Regions from separate parts of the Homo sapiens genome. Here region 1 is linked to region 2. A link is an interaction called in ENCODE POLR2A ChIA-PET data of the cell type or tissue named here. Cell type or tissue: CD4-positive, alpha-beta T cell. All regions are shown on one strand. Links, peaks and the distances in the headings refer to the core of each region. The heading gives the core; the rest is flanking DNA. Region 1 overlaps MICAL2 (microtubule associated monooxygenase, calponin and LIM domain containing 2). Region 2 holds the start of LOC124902634 (a long non-coding RNA gene).

The links. ChIA-PET counts read pairs that join two places held together with the same protein. Peaks named below come from ENCODE experiments on the same cell type or tissue, not always from the same donor. Only the 100,000 strongest peaks of a DNase experiment are listed, where the experiment ranks them.
Region 1: POLR2A ChIA-PET joins it to region 2 with 18 read pairs; 11 of 35 experiments call an interaction of 5 or more read pairs at or near these places.

Annotation. Positions count from the first base shown.
Region 1 is chr11:12,128,825-12,139,102 of GRCh38, reverse strand. It overlaps MICAL2 (microtubule associated monooxygenase, calponin and LIM domain containing 2), which reads right to left. Exons shown (of 28, transcript NM_001282663.2): 2 at 643-713. Among named protein-coding and RNA genes, the nearest start is that of MICAL2, 23 kb to the right of the region's middle. RefSeq lists enhancers at 1-189, 1,920-2,420. In CD4-positive, alpha-beta T cell, for the core only: no CTCF peak of the experiment used is centred there; DNase peaks (open chromatin) are centred at 4,702 and 5,382.
Region 2 is chr11:12,221,296-12,229,295 of GRCh38, reverse strand. MICAL2 (microtubule associated monooxygenase, calponin and LIM domain containing 2) reads right to left here. Exons shown (of 28, transcript NM_001282663.2): 10 at 7,537-7,652; 11 at 6,553-6,679; 12 at 5,795-5,885; 13 at 4,476-4,623; 14 at 2,926-3,125; 15 at 2,165-2,271. LOC124902634 (a long non-coding RNA gene) reads left to right here and starts at 4,932. Exons shown (of 3, transcript XR_007062598.1): 1 at 4,932-5,186; 2 at 6,172-6,276. In CD4-positive, alpha-beta T cell, for the core only: no CTCF peak of the experiment used is centred there; DNase peaks (open chromatin) are centred at 4,545, 5,085 and 6,985; H3K4me3 peaks cover 1,264 bases; H3K27ac peaks cover 3,676 bases.

The DNA.
Region 1 (10,278 bases), core at 1,184-9,183, 91 kb after region 2:
GTCTCCCTGTTTGGCAATGAGGGGTTTACTCTAAACAACCTTTCTAATTATAAGGTTACAGAAACCAGGCTAGCCTGGGACACAGAAAACGTGAGTCCTGGGCACTTATTAGCCTACCACCACCTGTGGCAGGCTATCTGACTCCTCAGACCCCAGCCTCCATGTCTATAAAATAAACAAGGATAATGTGACCACCCCACCCAGGGCACAAAGGTTCCCATAGGACACTGTTTGTGATGAAGCTTTGTGGACCATAAAAGCCCTGATCAAACCTCAGGGATGAGACTCCTTGAGTCCACAAACAGCTGTTGGTCACCTGTGATGTGCCTTGTACTGTGCCTGCCGGGAATTGCTGCCTGGCTCAGACAGGAAGGCGGGAGTCTGGTTCCTTGCCCTTGAGGCTCCCACAGCCGGTAGGTGGGACAAGCAGGTGAACAAACCCTAACTCAGTGGTGTATCTGAGGCAAGAACACAGCGCTAGGGGAGTGCAGAGGAGGTGGTGCTGACTCAGAGGGAACAGCGCGCCCTGGGCACAGCAAGCTGCCCCAGGATGGTGGGAACATCCCACACTTTCCTAAGCCTAGGACCAGCCCCCAGGAGCTACTCCACGGTAAACAAGATCCACCACTGTGACTTACTCACTGGATTCTCAGGCATCACAGTGGTTAAAGTCTTCTCTTTCTGGGATGAGACACACACGGGTTGCCATGTTCCTTTAAAAACAAGAGCCCAACAATTAATGTCAGTGACATCATCGTAGCTTATGCCTCCTTTCTAGTCTCCTCCAAGAGGTCACGCATGCTTGTGCACTCTGCCTTGTGGGACACTTCACCCAGCAAGAGGAAATGGACAGAGAATCTCTCCCTGGCCTCCAACAAGTTTTGCACGTGAAGAAAGGAATAGCAAGATGGCTAAACAAATTCTATTGTTGGCTGCAGTCAGGGCACCCTAAGGGCTTATCAGATCTCTACACAAAGACTTTGCTGAGGAGTAGGAGGGATCCGGAAAACAATGCTTTATTCGCTGCTTTAGTAAAAACAGAAAGTGTCAGAATTTTTAAGTGTGAGACACAATGAAAGTAAATCAAGCAGGTGTAAAACTGGATAACAAGTCCCCAGTGTGAAACGGGTCCCATTTTCTAACACTGAGTAAACTAGGGAGTTATGAAAGTGCACCAGCTGATCATGGCTGAGTTTCCTAAACTAATTTTTCTCTTGGCTTCCAGTGACGACCCACATTATTTCATGACATCCTATTGCTTCTGCAGAAAATGCCTCTACACCTGTTTGGAAAACGAAGCCCAGAGTTACAAAATATTTCTAATGATTTACTTCCACATTAAAAAATAAATCAAAATATTTAAGAGGTAACCTCAAAGGGACAAAAACTAACACAGGTGTGAAATTTGACATCTATAAGAGGCAATATTCATACTCCAGGGAGGTATACGCACACTTTGTTCAACAGAGTGGTGCCCCCCACACACACACTCACACACACACACACTCTCTCTCTCTAGCACACAAAGAGCACACATTGTTAGAGTGCTGGGAGATGGGACTCACTGTTCAGAATTCTCAGCCCGTTAATGGGAGACAGCCTATGAAGTGCTGTGTACTGTCATGGGTGGAGACTAGACCTGCTTGATCTCAGTGGCTCCTCACAGACAGCAAACAGAGGCTTACAGAACAGATGGCACTTGCCAAGCCCCTACAGCAAGGCAGGATTGGAGCCCAGGACTGGCTGCCCCTGTGCTCATGGTCTTTCCCACCAAGCTGAGGGAAAGGTGTACTGGACATCAACTCTGATTTAGTCCTGGTGGGCCCACACACCGGGCGAGCCTGGCGAGCTCCAAGGGCGGCCACCTGGGCAGAAGCGGCAGCCCTGCCCGCCCGTCATCATCATTACCAAGCCCACACCCCTCGGGGCTTGTGCCAGCTGACAAACAGGCTGGCCTGCCTGGGCCACATTCTATCAGCCTGTGCTGCAGGCTCGGTGCTGCTGCTTCCAGCCAGAAGTCAAAGCGGCTAGAGGCCTTGACTTGTCTGCCCCCTGCTTCTCAAGGGAAGCTTCTGGGATCTGTGGGTGGGGAGCTGGACATCCTGGTACAGAATTCCATCATTGGTCCAACCAGAGTTTCAGAAGCCAGGGACCCCGCCATGCTCTCTAGATCTCAGGAACAGAAGTCCCTACCCACCCTAGGGCATTACGGAGACCAGCAGCAGGGACACGGGGCTCTTTAAGGTTCAGCTTAGGCTGTCTTCATGGTGGGTTGGAGGCAGGTATGACTGGACCAGGCTACAAGGGCTGACCACTGGTCAGATGCTCACAGAGGCCTGGGCACACTGTGTCCAGCCACTCAAAGGACCAACTCGTACCCTTTGTCTGACCAACAAGCCAAATACACTTGAGCTCCCTGTAACACCAACAAATTAGAAGGTCCTAGAGCCCAATACCTTCTGGCCTTTGAGGGTCAGGGCCTCTGTTCCCTCATCCATAAAATGAGGAGCTTGATACAATTGGTGATTTCCTCACCTAGGACCCCATTCAGCTGCCCCCCTCCAGGTACCCTGACTTTTAGAGACACCGACAAAACTACTTAGTTGTTATAAGAGGGAGGGATTAACCTGTGTACAGGTATTGCCTTGGGTAGTTAACACTGCTACCTCAGCTAATCCTCCCAGCAACCCTGTAAGACAGGTAGTACGGTATCATTACAGAGGGGGAAACTGAGGCATGGCACAGCGAAGTGCTTCACCCAAAGTCTCGATTAGCAGAGACCACAGCAGCTCTGGGACTCCCGATGGAGCTGGCCTGAGTCCACGCCCATGCTCACTCCCTGACACTATATTTTCCTTTGTAATCAACCAGAATGAAGAAATGCTGTCTCTCCTTGGACTTGCCATCAGGCCAGTGCCAAGCAAAGAAGCACGAGGTCTCTGGTCCCTCATGGGCCTGATTTGGGTGATACAGGGAAGGTTTCCTGTGAGATTGAGTGGGACATGACAGGCCCAAGTGACAGGAACTCCGGGAGCCTTCCTCTTGGATGTTTTCAGAGTCTAAGCTCTTCCCTGAGGGACCCCAGCACTTGGACAGGGCCTGGAGCCTCCAGGCCCTCAGTAAATATTTGTTGAATGAAGAAATGAATAAACTCAGAGTTTCAATGCACTAAAGACTTGTTCAAGAACCATCTGGTGTAGGTCGGTGTGAGATAGATCGAGACCAGCTCAAACCTCACAGCCGACCCCTCAGCAGCATGCAGCAGGTAGGGGTCTCCACATCCCAGCCCCTCCCCAGACTGTGGACAAAGACTCAGGTGCTGAGCCAAACCAGGGGAGCTGCAGACAGAGCAAGAGAAGTGTCTAAATGTGCAGGCTACCCAGTGAGGCAGTTAAGAACTTGGGCCCTATGATCAGTCAAACCAAGGGTCCTATCCCAGCTCTGTCACTTTAAATTAGTTGGGTGGCCCTAGGCAAATCACATCATCTCTGTGAGCCTCAATTTCTTTTTTTAAAATGTGGATGATGTTAGCACCCACTTCATAGGGCTTCTCTGAAGATTAAATGAGATAATCCTATAAAGGACTTAGCCCATTGCTTGCTCAGAGCAGGTGCTTGGAGGTGATGTCTGTTATTGTCTGCATCAGAGTGGGTGGGTAACGGCACTTCTGGAGCCCTCTGCTTGGGTTCACTTCCAGCTCTCCTCCTAACTAGCTATGTGACTTTGGGCAAATTGCTTAACCTCTCTCTACCTCAGTTTCCTGGTATGTAAAATGGGTTGACTGTGAAGATTAAATGAGTTATGCAGGTAAAGAGCTTAGAATGTGTCTTGCATAAAGTAGCTCAAGAAAAGTGAGCATTATACTTAATTATTAATATTACTAGTATTCTTCTCTCTGTGTCTCTCTCCTGATAACAGACTCCACCCCATCTCCCACTCTCCAGCCAAAAAGGAGGGTATAGGACTCAAGGTGGGCTCATGGGAGTATCTTTTCTCCTTAGCAGTGGTACATGGGGTGTGCACATGCTCCAGGCCAGGCCAAATTCCAATCTGAAAACTCCTGGGGAAGGCCTGGTCCTCTTAGGTTGGCGGCAGGGCTGTGTGGGGTCAGCTGGGAGCTGCCTGCAGCCATAGTGCACTGAACAGGGGACTCTGGTCTAGAGATGCTGGAGGTCACATGCTGTCTTCCTGGGGCTTGATTCTTCTGCACCTCTTTTGAATCTTTGAGCCTCCTCGAAACCTTCCAATGTATCCTTTTTAATTTAATTTTTTTTTTGTAGAGACAAGCTCTTGCTATATTGACTATGCTGATCTTGAACTGCTGGCCTTGAACGCTCCTCCAGCCTCAGCCTCCCAAAGTGTTGGTATGAGAGGCATAAGCTATGCATCCCATTTTTGCTTAAGCTCATTCAAGTTTGGTTTCTGTGCCTTGAAACCAAAAAACTCCCAAGTAATAACAGCCCTCAACAAGTGCCTGCTTTATCATCACCAAATCCCACCCAGGAAGAAAAGCCAGCTGCACACCCAGTGAGACCCAGGAAGCCAAGGGAGAGCAAATATGTACAGCAAGGTATCTACAGACTGAAGTGAGGGGAGGCCACTGCAAGCCCCTGGAGCAGGGCCCTTCCTGGGAGAAGAAGTTACCGAAACCAACAGCGAGCAGCCCAGCCCTGTGCTTCCTGGTTGAGAACGGAGCCTCAGACCCAGCCCCGGAGCCATGCCCATTATGAGAGGGGAAGAAGAGAAAGAAGGAAGCTAAAGCTGATTTTCATTGACTTTGAAGTGGTGCAGAAAAAAAATCCAGATAGCTATTTAAAACAACTCTTTTTAAAGGAGGAAGTAAGGGAGAAAGTGGGGAGCATGGATAAGGGAAGAAAACTTGCCTTGTTTGAGTACTTAAATGTGCCATGCACTGGTGGTCACACTCATTGAATTGTATGATCTTGTCTAACCTTCAATGAAACACTGGGAACTGGATGATCATCCAACCCATTTTCCAGGTGAAGAAACTGAGGCTCATGAAGGTCAATAACTAACTCGCCAAGGTCATGCCACTAGTGCCTCATGCCTGTTCCACCCCATGCACACCACCTCCTCAGTACACTCTGATTTCAGTGGAGCCTGGGGTCTTTTCCTCACACAGCCCATTTCTACTGTCACTCACATCTGTGCTCAGATCCCTCAGAGGTGATGGCAATGTCCTGCTGCTCCTTTATTCATAACTACTCAGAGGAAAGCGCAGCCCTGAGACACAGACAGGAGAGGCAGTATCTTGACAGCTCAGGTGCATCCTTGGGCAAGTTTCCTTTTCAAGACCTTAGTTATTTCAATCTCAAAGAGCTCTAGTGTGATTTTACTGGATGGCATGTATCAGTGGGTTTCCTGCTCTTGAGGGCAAGATTTGCCTACGCCTGACAACCAGCCAACAGGCTGTAAAACATCATCTCCTTTGCGTGTTTTTTGTTTTACTTTTTTTTTTTTTCTCAGTCACCTGTCCCAAGAGATTCTGACTTAATAGGGACGACTATAGTCCCTGTCACAAAGCATTGTGCTAAACAATATTATCGTTGCTTGTCTCACTTACTCACTACTTTCTGGACCAGCACCCAAAGATGATCTACTCCCGTATCCCATGCCTACTAATAGCATGGTTTTAATTCCCTTCAGGAAAGGAAGCTGCACCTTCAGGTGTGTTTTTAAAGGGTTTTAAATGGAAAAAATGGCCGGGCACAGTGGCTCACACCTGTAATCCCAGCACTTTGGGAGCCCGAGGCAGGCAGATCGCTTGAGGTCAGGAGTTCAAGACCAGCCTGACCAACATGGTGAAACCCCATCTCTACTAAAAATACAAAAATTAGCCAGGTGTGGTGGCGCACGCCTGTAATCCCAGCTACTTGGGAGTCTGAGGCACAAGAACCGCTTGAACCCAGGAGACAGAAGCTGCAGTGAGCCGAGATGGTGCCACTGCACTCCAGCCTGGGTGACAGAGCAAGACTCTCAAAAATAAAATAAATAATACAAAATACAAAGCAACAGAAAAAAAATCCATGGCCTGGTAGCAAAAACTAAGAACCAAAATATGCTGACAACCACCCACCTCTCCTGCAGCATGGGCCATGAGATGAACACACAAATGAGCACAGGCAAGCGCCTTCTTCCACAAGCCCCAGGGAACCCAGCACCGAAGTCTGCATGGGCATAAACTAAATAACCAGTGGAGTAAGGAGTAAAGATACAAGCATCAGTTGGTACAAAAGAACACACAGCCAAGATGGAAGTGGTAGCTTCTAGCATTTGCTAGAGAATTAAACTGGGAACTGTGATCTGGAATGACATGAAAATCTTCCTGACTACAATCATGTCAAGAAGAAAAGCTCTTGGCAGAGACTTGGCTCTATCTGTGGGAATAGGGAAGATCAAGAAGCCATCCCAAGCAGGAAGCCTTGCCTGCTGACCCTCACAGGACACAGGCTTCATAATGCCACACCGCCCAGCGCCCAGCTGGCAGCTAATGGCTATTCTCTTTGTTTTCCAGCTGCCAGCTTCAGAGAGTGGTTGCCCCAGTCATGGGGGATTATCCAGGCAGGTATTTCCCTTACTTTTCTTTTTCTTTTCATAACTTTATTCTCTGCTATTTAAAAAATAAAAAGGAACCGGCTCATTTTCCCTGAGGGCATGATTTGGTTTCACTCCTGGGTGAGATATGGTGCCACACAGCATAGCACTGCCTGGTGTTGGAGTGGCATGCAGTACACTAGCAGGGATCCATGGGCAACTTGGACCAGATAGAAATCTGAAAGAGAGTGGAATGTTCAAGGGGTCGCATTTCCTGCACTCCTGCTGCAAACCTGGTTTCCCTTAAACCAGCCAGGAAAGATTATTCAACCAGCATTTGCTGAGTGCCCTGGCTGGGACTGCGAGGAACATTAAAAAGCATGGGAAACAGGGGCCAGGACTCAGGAAGCAGAGGTGGTAGGAGGATGGGTGTTGCCTCAGAGCAGCCCACCCCTAGGCTTGGATCCCTGCCTTGCTGCCTGTCTGTTGTGCGACCTCAAGCAAGTCATTTCAGCCCTAAGGCTCATTTGCTCCCCTTTGTGGAATGACGTCTACCTTATAAAGCTAGGGTGAGGATTCAATGAGATAATACCTATCAAAGAATAACAAAGGCTGCCATATGTTAGCCATTTACTATGAGCCTGGACCTGTGTGCAAAGTGCTTTGCATGGATTATTCCATCCAGTTCTTACAACTTCCCTCTGAGTAGGCTTCGCATCCTCAATCTCAAATGAGAAAATGAGACTCAGAGAAATGAAAACACTTACCCAAAGTCACACAGCTCATAAAAAACAGAGCTAGGACATACCCAGCCTCCATGCAACTGCCTGGAACATGGTGGGTGCACAAAACATGTTGCCTGCCTTCCCTTCAGGAAGCAGAGAGGGTGAGAAAGAACTCCCAGGAAACAGGTAAATGCTGAACTGGGGGCTGTTGATTCTCTGCCCAGCAAGCATATGGAGAAAGGAGGGGAAACTGGGTCTGAGAGGGTTTAGGAAGCCTTTCTGAAGACAGCAGGGCTGAATCCAGACTTGGGGGATGAGGGTGTTGAAAAGGCAGAGAAGAAGGAAAGTGCTGAAGAACCAAAGCAAAGAATTGGGGCCAGGGATGGCCCAGGTGCAGAGGAGAGGAGACCAGCCAGCTTGGAGGATGAGAAGGGGGAGCTGGTCTGACTGAGGGATGGGCAGCCTGAGCCATTACCTTGGGGCAATTCTACTGGGATCTTTTTTTTTTTTTTTTTTTTTTTTTGAGACGGAGTCTCGCTCTGTCGCCCAGGCCGGACTGTGGACTGCAGTGGCGCAATCTCGGCTCACTGCAAGCTCCGCCTCCCGGGTTCACGCCATTCTCCTGCCTCAGCCTCCCGAGTAGCTGGGACTACAGGCGCCCGCCACCGCGCCCGGCTAATTTTTTGTATTTTTAGTAGAGACGGGGTTTCACCTTGTTAGCCAGAATGGTCTCGATCTCCTGACCTCATGATCCACCCGCCTCGGCCTCCCAAAGTGCTGGGATTACAGGCGTGAGCCACCGCGCCCGGCCCTACTGGGATCTTTCTCACCTGCAACCCAGAGGCCCTCCGGCCTCTGCTCCTCCAGTCATGCGACCATCACAGAGGGAGCTGAGAAGCAGTTCCAGGTGCCAAAGCCCAGAAACCTCTCTCTTCCCACAGCAGTATCAGGGTCCACCTCCATAAGCAGGTGTGTTTGCCAATTCCCAGTCTGTGCTGCTCTGCAGACCTGCCAGGCCTTAATTCTAGCCCAAGTGCTGGGGTGCCAGGAAGCTAAAATGCTGCCATGTGCACTTAAGAAGCACCACCCTCAGAGCCTCCACCCAAGTATTCAAAGTTGGCAGGAGGGAGGAAGAGGCACAGGTAAAGCCGAGGTTGTAGGACCTGAGCCCCTTGTGGCAGGGTCCCTGTCTTGCTGGACTTTGTATTCCTCATGCCTGCTGGGACACTGTAGGTACTTCCTCAATAAACTTTTGTTGGGCTGAACTAAACAGGAGATTCTTCTGCTTAAGGAACAACTCCAAGGAGTTTAACAAGTCTGAATTAAGGGCTGACTTTGAGCCCTGGGTTTAGTCCCACCTTGGCTAGAAGGATCATTTGCCTGTTTGCCTCCCAGGGAGTAAGTACTCCCCATCCCATCCCTCTGCCCTGTGGCCTCTGATTCAGCCCCCTGCAGGCCCCTGGCCAGGCTCCAGGCAGTGATTCTGGGCTCTACACCTCAGCACCTGCTCCTCCTCTTGCCTCCTCCACCTTCAGTTGCAGGGTCCCTCATGGCACATTTATGCTCAGGACAATTTCATACTCAGGCACTGCAAATGCTTCAAGCTACAATGCTCTCCCCCATTGTCTCCCACTCCCCACCAAGTTCCAAATGCTGAGTCCCAGCCCAGACCTCAGATCCACAGAGAAGGGACAATGGAGTGGGGATGATTTGAGCAACTCCAATAATCAGCTCTGCTCAAAGCCATCACCATGTGCTTAGTTCGGGAGTAACAAGACCTGGGAACAAAGGGTGAAAGTAGAATTGTATAGCCTGGGCGCAGTGGCTCACGCCTGTAATCCCAGCACTTTGGGAGGCCAAGATGGAAGGATAACTTAGAGTCCAGGAGTTTGAGACCAGCCTGGGCAACACAGGGAGACCCTGTCTCAACTAAAAACAAAAGAAAAAATTAGCCAGGCATGGTGGCGTGCACCTGAAGTCCCAGCTACTCCAGAGGCAGAACTGGGAGGATCATCTGGGCCCAGGAGGTTGAGGCTGCAGTGAGCTATGATCCCACCACTGCTCTCCAGCCTGGGTGACAGAGTGAGACCCTGTCTCATATAAATAAATGAATCATAAAATTAAGAGAAAAACAAATGAAAAACTGTCCACGTAATTGAGGACCACCAAAAAAAAAAAAAAAAAAAGAAGAAGAAGAAGAAACAGAGTAGAATTGTATAAAGGTCGGCTGGTCACCACATGACCTCCTCCCAGTCCTCTTTAGGAAAAGGGCTAAGGGGGAAATGATGAATGGCTTTAGGGGAAGAGTCAATCTGAAACTCCAGAACAAAGCTTTCTGGGATAGGAAGGGGGGTGCGTGTTTCATTACCTTCCACTTGCACGTTTTGGAGCAAGTTATTCAACCCTGCAGAGCCTCAGTCTCCTGACCTGTTCAATGGGGACAGTACCCAGTAACCGCACAGGGTAACTGTGAAGACCAAATGAAATATGAATGGGAATGTGTTTGGCAAACTGTAAAGCACCTTTGGAAATATCAGACATTTTCCAAATCCTGAGAGGTGGGGTCTTCAGGTCAGAATATGTGGCTTGAAGGGTAAAAGAAAACCAAGAATCACTTCTTTTGGCCCAAGTCTCTATTGACAGCTTCTAGGACAAGGCACAAGTCTTCAGGGATTTTAGAAAGATGCTGATTGAATTCTATTCATGGTCTTGTAAAGGGGAGACCTACACCCACATCTATATAATAAGGCAAAACAGAATGTGTTACAGAATGATCCTGCAGAGAGGATGGACATTCTACCCTGACCTCAGAGATTAAGAAGGCACTTACAATAATACTATAATATAAAAATAATATAAGAATTGTTAACATAATAATAACTCTTTCAGAGTGCTTGCTATGGGCCAGGCACTGTTCTAAGTGTTGACATAGCTTCTCTGATATTCTCATAACAACCCTATGAAGCAAGTTTGCAGATGACAAAACTGAGGCACAAAG
Region 2 (8,000 bases), core at 1-8,000:
TCTTCCTTGCCCAGCTAAGGCCTTGCTAGCCCATTCCTTCCTAGAGATAGGGAGCCACAGAAGCATGAAGTATCCTGCTCCTGGGGTTGGCAAAACAGCCGCTGCAGCATCCCAGGGAGCAGGGAGTTCAGGCCTCAGTGGAAAAAGTGACCACTGCTCACACAGCCCAGGGAAAGGAGGCTGGGTGGCCCCATCCCACCCTGCTAGGTATGGCTGCCTTGGCCAAGCTTAAATAGACTCTTGGCCACCTAGAGAGACTCAGAAACTTGCAGAGGCTTCCAGCCCACTGTCCTGTTGGTGGAGGGCACCCTGCCATCCTGGAGAGGGCAGGCAAGCTCTGGGCAGGTACTTACAACTGCCCCTACCCCAAGCCACCCCTGCTCCCACCAGTGGCTTCACTCTGGTCCTATTCTCCTCCACCCATCTTCTCTCCTCTGCTCCCACTGACCACCCCAGGAACTCCCCACTCCAGTCCTAGAACTCTGACATTTGCCATCCGCCCCAACACATCCAAATCCCATAGCCTGTCCTCAGCCCCGACCCTGGCTGGCTTCCCTGTCGCCTGGCATGGTCTCCAGGGCCCATCCCGTAGAAGCGCTCTCCTCCGTGGGCTTCCCGACTCCCTCTCTGACTTTCCAACTGCCTGTTCCCCTTCCCATCTTCTTTCCTGGCTGCTCTGCCTCTGCCAGCGCCTCAAACTCCCTTGTTCCCCAAGGTTCGGACTCTTGGTTCTCAGTTTTCTCCCTATCTTCCCAGCATCTATCTTCCTAACTGGACTCCAAGGTCAAGGCTCACATTACTTCTGTATGTCCTATAACTGGATACACAACAAATGCCTTTCAATGAGTTGATTAATTAGTGTGAAGGAAGCATGGGGTAGGGGCAAAGTAATGAAGTACAACGGAGTAGCAGGTGACCTGGCCAAGGCACCTAGCCTCTCTAGGCCTCCAATTTTTTGTTTTTTTTAAGTGGAATTTCACTCTTCTTATCCAGGCTGGAGTGCAATGGTGCAATCTCGGCTCACTGCAACCTCTGCCTCCTGGGTTCAAGCGATTCTCCTGCCTCAGCCTCCCGAGTAGCTGGGATTACAGGCACCTGTCACCACACCTGGCTAATTTTTTGTATTTTTAGTAGATACGGGGTTTCATCATATTGGCCAGGCTGGTCTCAAACTCCTGACCTCAGGTGATCTGCCTGCCTTGGCCTCCCAAAGTGCTGGGATTACAGGCGTGAGCCACCACAACCATAGGCCTCCATTTTTATCTGTAAAATGTGCACATTAAGCAAGAGAACTTGCATTATGCCTCCCACAGAGATGTTAGCACTCACACAAAACTGTCACTGCTCCTTAGGCATGTGATGCCCAAACTGTGTCCCATGGCACCATGTGAACTCACAGAGGTGCCACAGAATATTTTTAATTTTCTAGGAAAACACTATCATGTCTGTCAGACATCTTGAAAAATGCTCCTATTAAGTTATTTGGTCTTAACTACTTAATAAATGAAACTGTTAGGTATTTATTTTGGTATAGGCCCACCATGAAAAAAATTACAGAGACATTAAGGGTGCTATAAGTTGAGAAAGTTTGGGAACCTCTTTATTAGGCTCCGAGCTCCTCAAAGGCAAGGTCCATATATTATTCACTTCTGTATATTTGCTCCCCTCATCAGAAACAAAAAATATAGCCCTGAAGTTGACCTATAGGAGAGCCCAATATATATTTGTTGAATGAGTGAATAAATACAAATTAATGGAACAGATGTGTAAACAGAGCATCATCACCATGCACTTCTGCCACTAAACTGATGGCCGTCATGTTCCAGATCTAAACTGCTCAGCACAGTGAGAAATCATTTCATCCCCATCCCTCAGGAAGCAGAGCTGATCTGATTTACTTGTAAAAGCATTCACCAATATGTTCTATCAGCTCGCTACCATGTCCTTCCTATAACCACTTTGAAGTCATTGAAACTAGCTACACAGTGCCAGGAAGAACTTCCAAAAACACTCAGTCACTAATCCGAGTTTTACTAGCATCTTCCGGGAGCGCCTGATCCATGTAACTTACTAGCCTCAACAGGCTGAGAATGTGACAATCTCCGTTCCTCATACCCCGTCCATGTGCAATGGGAAATAAAACCGAAACCAGGCCAAAACTTACCCGTGGAGTCCTCTTCCTTGGAAATGTGAGGTTGAGATAGTTATTAGAAATGGATGATTTGGCCAAGCTGAGGTCAGCATTTTCTCCATAGTTTTTGCGCCAAGAATCTGTTGGGAAATAAAGCGCAACTGTGATTTGGAACCTGGCTCTGGGAAGTATGGCTATAACAAGGAGGTGTTGGCTGGGTGTGGTGGCTCACGCCTGTAATCCCAGCACTTGGGAGGCCAAGACAGGTGGATCACGAGGTCAGGAGATCGAGACCATCCTGGCTAACACAGTGAAACCGCGTCTCTACTAAAAATACAAAAAAAATTAGCCAGACGTGGTGGTAGGCACCTGTAGTCCCAGCTACTCGGGAGGCTGAGGCAGGAGAATGGCGTGAACCCAGGAGGCAGAGCTTGCAGTGAGCCGAGATCACACCACTGCACTCCAGCCTCGGCGACAAAGCGAGACTCCCTCTCAAAAAAAAAAAAAAAAAAACCAAAAACAAACAACAAAAAAACAAAAACAAGGAGGTGTCATTGTAACCAGGTCCCTCTAAAATAATTCTGTCACCCCAAACTCAAGATGTAAATGGCATACAGATCCACTTACATGCACAGGGGCTGGGTGAGTGGAGTCACCCCTGTTTGGCCTCAAAGTCAAGGGGAACACACTGGGCAGCCCCAGAACAGACCATACAGTGTTAGGAGCAGCCAGACTCAGAGACAGGGACAGAGTTGGCTCAAGGGGCTAAGCAAAACCTCTGTGCAGGTGCTTACCCACGGGCCTCAGTGGGGTGCCCCGGAAGAGCTCGTAGAACTTGGAGAGGTACATGACCATGCTGAGCTTGTCAGGCTCCTGGGCAGATGCCATCTCTTTGCCCGTGGTCACTGGAGGGATCCCAAACTCTCGCTCGGCCACATCAAATGCGAGCTGGTTGTTCTCCACAGCATCATCTTCATTCAAAGAGTCAAAGTTGCTAGAGAATCAAAACAAAGCAGAGAAATTCAGGGAGAGGAGGCAGAGGTGTGGCGAGCTGAGCACCTTCAGGTGGTAAGGAGCACTGAGGGTGACACTCTGCCAGGTGTCGGCAGGTTACAGGGGAGGAATAGTGACCCCAGCCCCTACTCCCAGTTCTCACCCACCACTCCACTGGTCAGGAAGGGACAAAATCAGACCTGGGCCATGATGACGTTATTGCTGCCTGGGCTAAAGCCATCAGAAAATGATTTAAACCTCTTGGGAACATTTATGAGCTATTTTACTTTTAAATATATCCCTTACTTTTTTTCTTTTTAATTACAAAAGTAAAATGGGCATCTTGTAAAAAACATCAAGTTATATAGCATATAAAGTAAAAAGGGAGACCAGGCGCAGTGGCTCATACCTATAATCCCAGCAGTTTGGGAGGCAGAGGCGGGCAGATCACTTGAGCTCAGTTCGAGACCAGGCTGGCCAACATGGCAAAACTCTATCTCTACTAAAAATACAAAAATTAGCCGGGTGTGGTGGTGGGCACCTGTAATCCCAGCTACTCAGGAGACTGAGGCAGGAGAATTGCTTGAACCTGGGAGGCGGAGGTTGCCATGGGCTGAGATTGCGTCACTGCACTCCAGCCCAGGCAACAGAGCAAGAGACTCCAGCTTAAAAAAAAAAAAAGACGGTCCATCCTCCTAAGGCCACCTCATTTCCTAAAGTACCAATTGCTAGCCCTTGGGTAGGTTTGCTGTCAGCCTTTTTTGTGATTTGCACCTGGCTGTGAAGTTCTGCTGCTGCTGATTTAAACACAGATGCACCATGCTTTAGCACCACAGTGTTTCCTCAAACATAACCTGATCTCCCCAATGACCCTGCTGCTATTTCTAATTTGTAGACGAAGAATCTAAAGCTCAGAGAAGGTAAGTGGCTTGCCCAAGGACACACAGCTTATGGATCTGGGTCTCAAACCTAATTCTATAAAACCCTCAAACTAGTCCCTGGAACTAGGTCTGGCCCATACTCCTCTCTTGAGGGTGAAGCTCCAAGGTGTGAATGCTCAAATTCCAAAGAGTGTGGTGATGGGGCTCGGGGGGGAAGGGTAGTGGGGGGTGAGGTGTCAAGAGTGCCATCACTAAGCCGGAGCCAATTTTTATCCTCACATATTAGGAACACAGATCAAACACACTGCTGACAGAGTAATCAGTGCAAAGGGAAAAGAACAAATGTTAAGAAAAATCTCAAATTGAAACACAGAAAGAGAAATATTGAACCAAGTAATGAAGATTCTGCATGCAGCAGAATGGCCTTGGCATCCCTCGTCTCCAGGGGCCAGCCTGGGCCCCAGACTCACATGAGCTCAGGCCGGAAGCGGTGGATGATGGCACACAGGGCCAACCCACTGCGCCAGGATGTGGTCAGGTCGGTGACGTTGACATGCTGGTAGCCCTCTGTCTGCTGCTGGCACCAGGTCAGGAGCTTGCTGGGCCGGATATCTGACTCTGCAAGAAGGAGAGCGCAGGCAGTGAGGCTCTGCAGGAATCTCACACGGTCTGCCCTGGCGCTCCCTTCTCATTGCCACCATGGCTGGGGACCAGGACGAGCGGCCCCAAGGCAAGGGGCCAGGGCAGGGGGCCACTGGCACGGGTGCAGCTCCCTGAGGACTGCTGCTTGGGGGCCTGGTCAGGAGTGTGGCAGGAGGGGAGAGGAAGCATGTTCTCTTCCAGCAGAGTTCCTAAGACCTACTGTGTTTAGGCCCTGCCAACAACATGCTCATCTAGTGGGGAAGATAGTCACAGAGGGGGTGATGATGACACAGTGCTGCAATGGAGGGAGAAACAGGGGGCTGTGGGAGCACATTAGCAGGTTTGCCTGAGTCTGCGCTGGGAGGGGAATTCTCCAAAGAAAAGTGTAATGGGGAGGTACGTTTGAGCTTGTTCTTTGAGAGCATCTAGGAACTTATCAGACGGAAGAAGTCATTCCAGGAAGACAGAAAGGACTGTGTGGTGGCTAAGAATCTAGAAAAACCTGCTATGTTTGCGTAACAGTAAAATGGTTGATTATGGTAAGTGGTTTATTACAGCAGTGGGGCATGTCGTGGTGTGTGGAGGGGAGGGAGGAGTACAGCTGAGTTTGCCTAAGGAAGGAGAGGAGGCAAAGCCTGGACAGGCACAGGTAGCCAAAGAGGTCTCTAAGCAGGAGAGCATCCTGAGCTGAGCTGGGCGCTGGGAGTTCCTCATTTAACCATCCCATCTCCCTGTGTTGAGCACTGGTCCTGTGTCCAGAGCACTGCTAGGCTCAGGATGATCAGGAAAAGGGTGAAGTGCATTAAGCTCATTATCTACTTAAGGGGACAAGGCCCCCATGCAGGAAACAACAGGAAAATAAGAACAAGTCCCAGTGAAATAATCCCCTGGTTCATGTTTACTGTGTGAAGCTCTCGACACACACTAGCTCCTTTCATCTTCATAATGATTCTCTGGGCAGGGGTTCTCTTGGTCTCACAGAGGAGGAACTGGAGTACAAAGAGGACAGGTGCCTGCCCATGACCACACAGGTAAAGGGGCAGAGCCAGGCTGGTTGCAGTGCCTGTGTCACCACGGTCACTGAGCAGTCCTCCTCCCCTCAAAGCTCTTCCCAGCCACCCACCAGGGTCCCAGGAGGGCCGCTTACCCTTCCTGGAGAGGTTGACAGATCTCCTCACCGAGCCCAGTCTCTCGAGAGGGTAGTGCTCCAGCTCCTTAGTGATATACAAATGCTTCACCTATGAGCAAGAGAGACATGCTTGCCCACCAGTTTTCCCCCAAATCCTAGTCTCAGGGCCCCTAAACTCGACCCACCCCCAATTCAGTGCCTGCCACCATTTTCCTCTACTGCTGGGAGGCATGACCTTCGGCAAGGGAACGCAGGCAACTTCAGTCATAGAGCAATGGGCCTCAATCTTCCACCCAGATGCAGGCAAACTAAGTGGGAATGTCTGTAGCTAATTTGTGTGTATGTAATTAGCTAATTTTAAAAATTCACACAATTTTCTGTTCTATTGACCAAAGAGGTTGAGAGTTTGGTGGCTTTAAATTAGTGGAAGAAGAAATGGACCCCAGGACCAAGGGTGGTATGCAGAGATCATATTTGGCCAAGTAGCTTATTTGAGACAGGTAAGATCAGCAATGCATATGCATAGTGACAATATATATAAATATATGCACATATACATATAAATCTCTCCCCCTACATGTGTTCTAGTTCTGTCCTGCGGGCTAGAAAGAATGCTGACTCGAGTGGGGAGAAGAACTGGTCCCACCATTAGGCCAGCAGGCCTTGGTGGCCTTAGTCCCAGGAATGGACCAAAATTTAATGTGACCCCCTCCCCACCACCTCTTCCCACTGTTCAGTGCAGAGTGATTCAGACAGAGCCCCAGCAATGGACTTGCCTGATGGGGCCTGACACAGTGTGAGTTGAGGTTTGGGTACCGTGTCCCTGGGTCCAACGTGTACTGCTCAAAGTTCTTGTTGATGTTCTCCGGGGTTGTCTGAGGTAACAGCCGGTAGAGACTTTCCCTGGAGGGAGGCGGAGCCTGGAGGTCAGGGATCACTTTTGCCACCTCAGGCCTTGTCCCCACCCTTCCCTACTTCCCCCTTCCTCTGGCTCAAGGGCTTCCTGGACATGTTTGTCTAACCCTTCCCTGAAATACCTGACTCTCCTGGTTCTTGAGATCTGCAAAGTGGGGAGAAGGTCAAAGGGGCCGAGAGGAAAGGGGCGCCTGGGTGACGGGGATGCTGGGCTCCTCCACCCAGGCAGGGGGAGGGATGCAGGGCTGGCAGCACGGTGGCCTGTGGTTTTGCCATAACCATGTTCAGCCACGCTGCCTCCTGCGGCCTGCTCCCCACGACCACAGGCTTCCACACCCAAGATTGTCAGGGCCTGCCTCCGCCCGCCAGCCCTGACCTCCCCCCGTCCACCAGCTGTCACAGCCACGTGGCCAGCAGCAGGGGTCTGGGAAGAAGCCCAGGATCTCAGTGGTGTGAGAGGCCTGGAAAGCCAGAGAATCCAACCCCCATCCAGGACAGGAGACTCAGCGCTGCCCTGGAAGATTCCCTTAAATAAACCTCTCTGGCTCTTCGGTGAATGAGCAATGCTGGGGAGCCCCAGCTGCAGGGCCAACCTAGATGAAGATTTCTCTTTGTCATCCAGGGCCCAAGGTCCTGGCCCCAGAGAAAGTCACTGTAAGAGTCAGATAATGATGGAGAAAGCATCCTTGGGGATGCTGATGATCAAATCAGGCCACACATGGGAAGGTAGAATGGAGGAGGCAGAGGCTCCAGGTATATCCAGCAGTCACCTGCGGGGTGATCTTGCCCCCTTTCCTGCCTGAGTGCCCTGCCCCCCAGTTAGGAGCCCTACTGTCAAAGCTCACCTTTCAGCCAGCAGCTCCAGGGGAGGGGTGCCCTGGTTCCAGCTCTTCACCATCCATGCCGTGTCAAAGGCTGCCAGGAAGCCACGGGCACAGCCTGTACCCATGGGCCAAAATGGCTGCAAAAGAAAACGTGCAAAATTCCAGTTGATTCTGATGACTCCCGATCTATGATCTCATTGGACCCAGCACACACTGATTGCCAGGACTGTGCAGGGCACTGGAGGGACAGAGAGGTGACAGGGCAGGGACCCTGCTACCTATGAGGATTCATCACAAGGTCAAATAACTATAGCAGAAGGTTAAATGTAAAGGGTGCTATGACGCAGGCATAGCAAAACTGCTTTAGGGCTCAGAAAAGGCGAGACGAATTCCCATCCTGGGAGAGGGAGATGGAAATCAGAATAAGCTTCTTAAGAGTTGCATTAAGCTGATTTTAACAAATGGATGGGATTCTGATCCTGAGC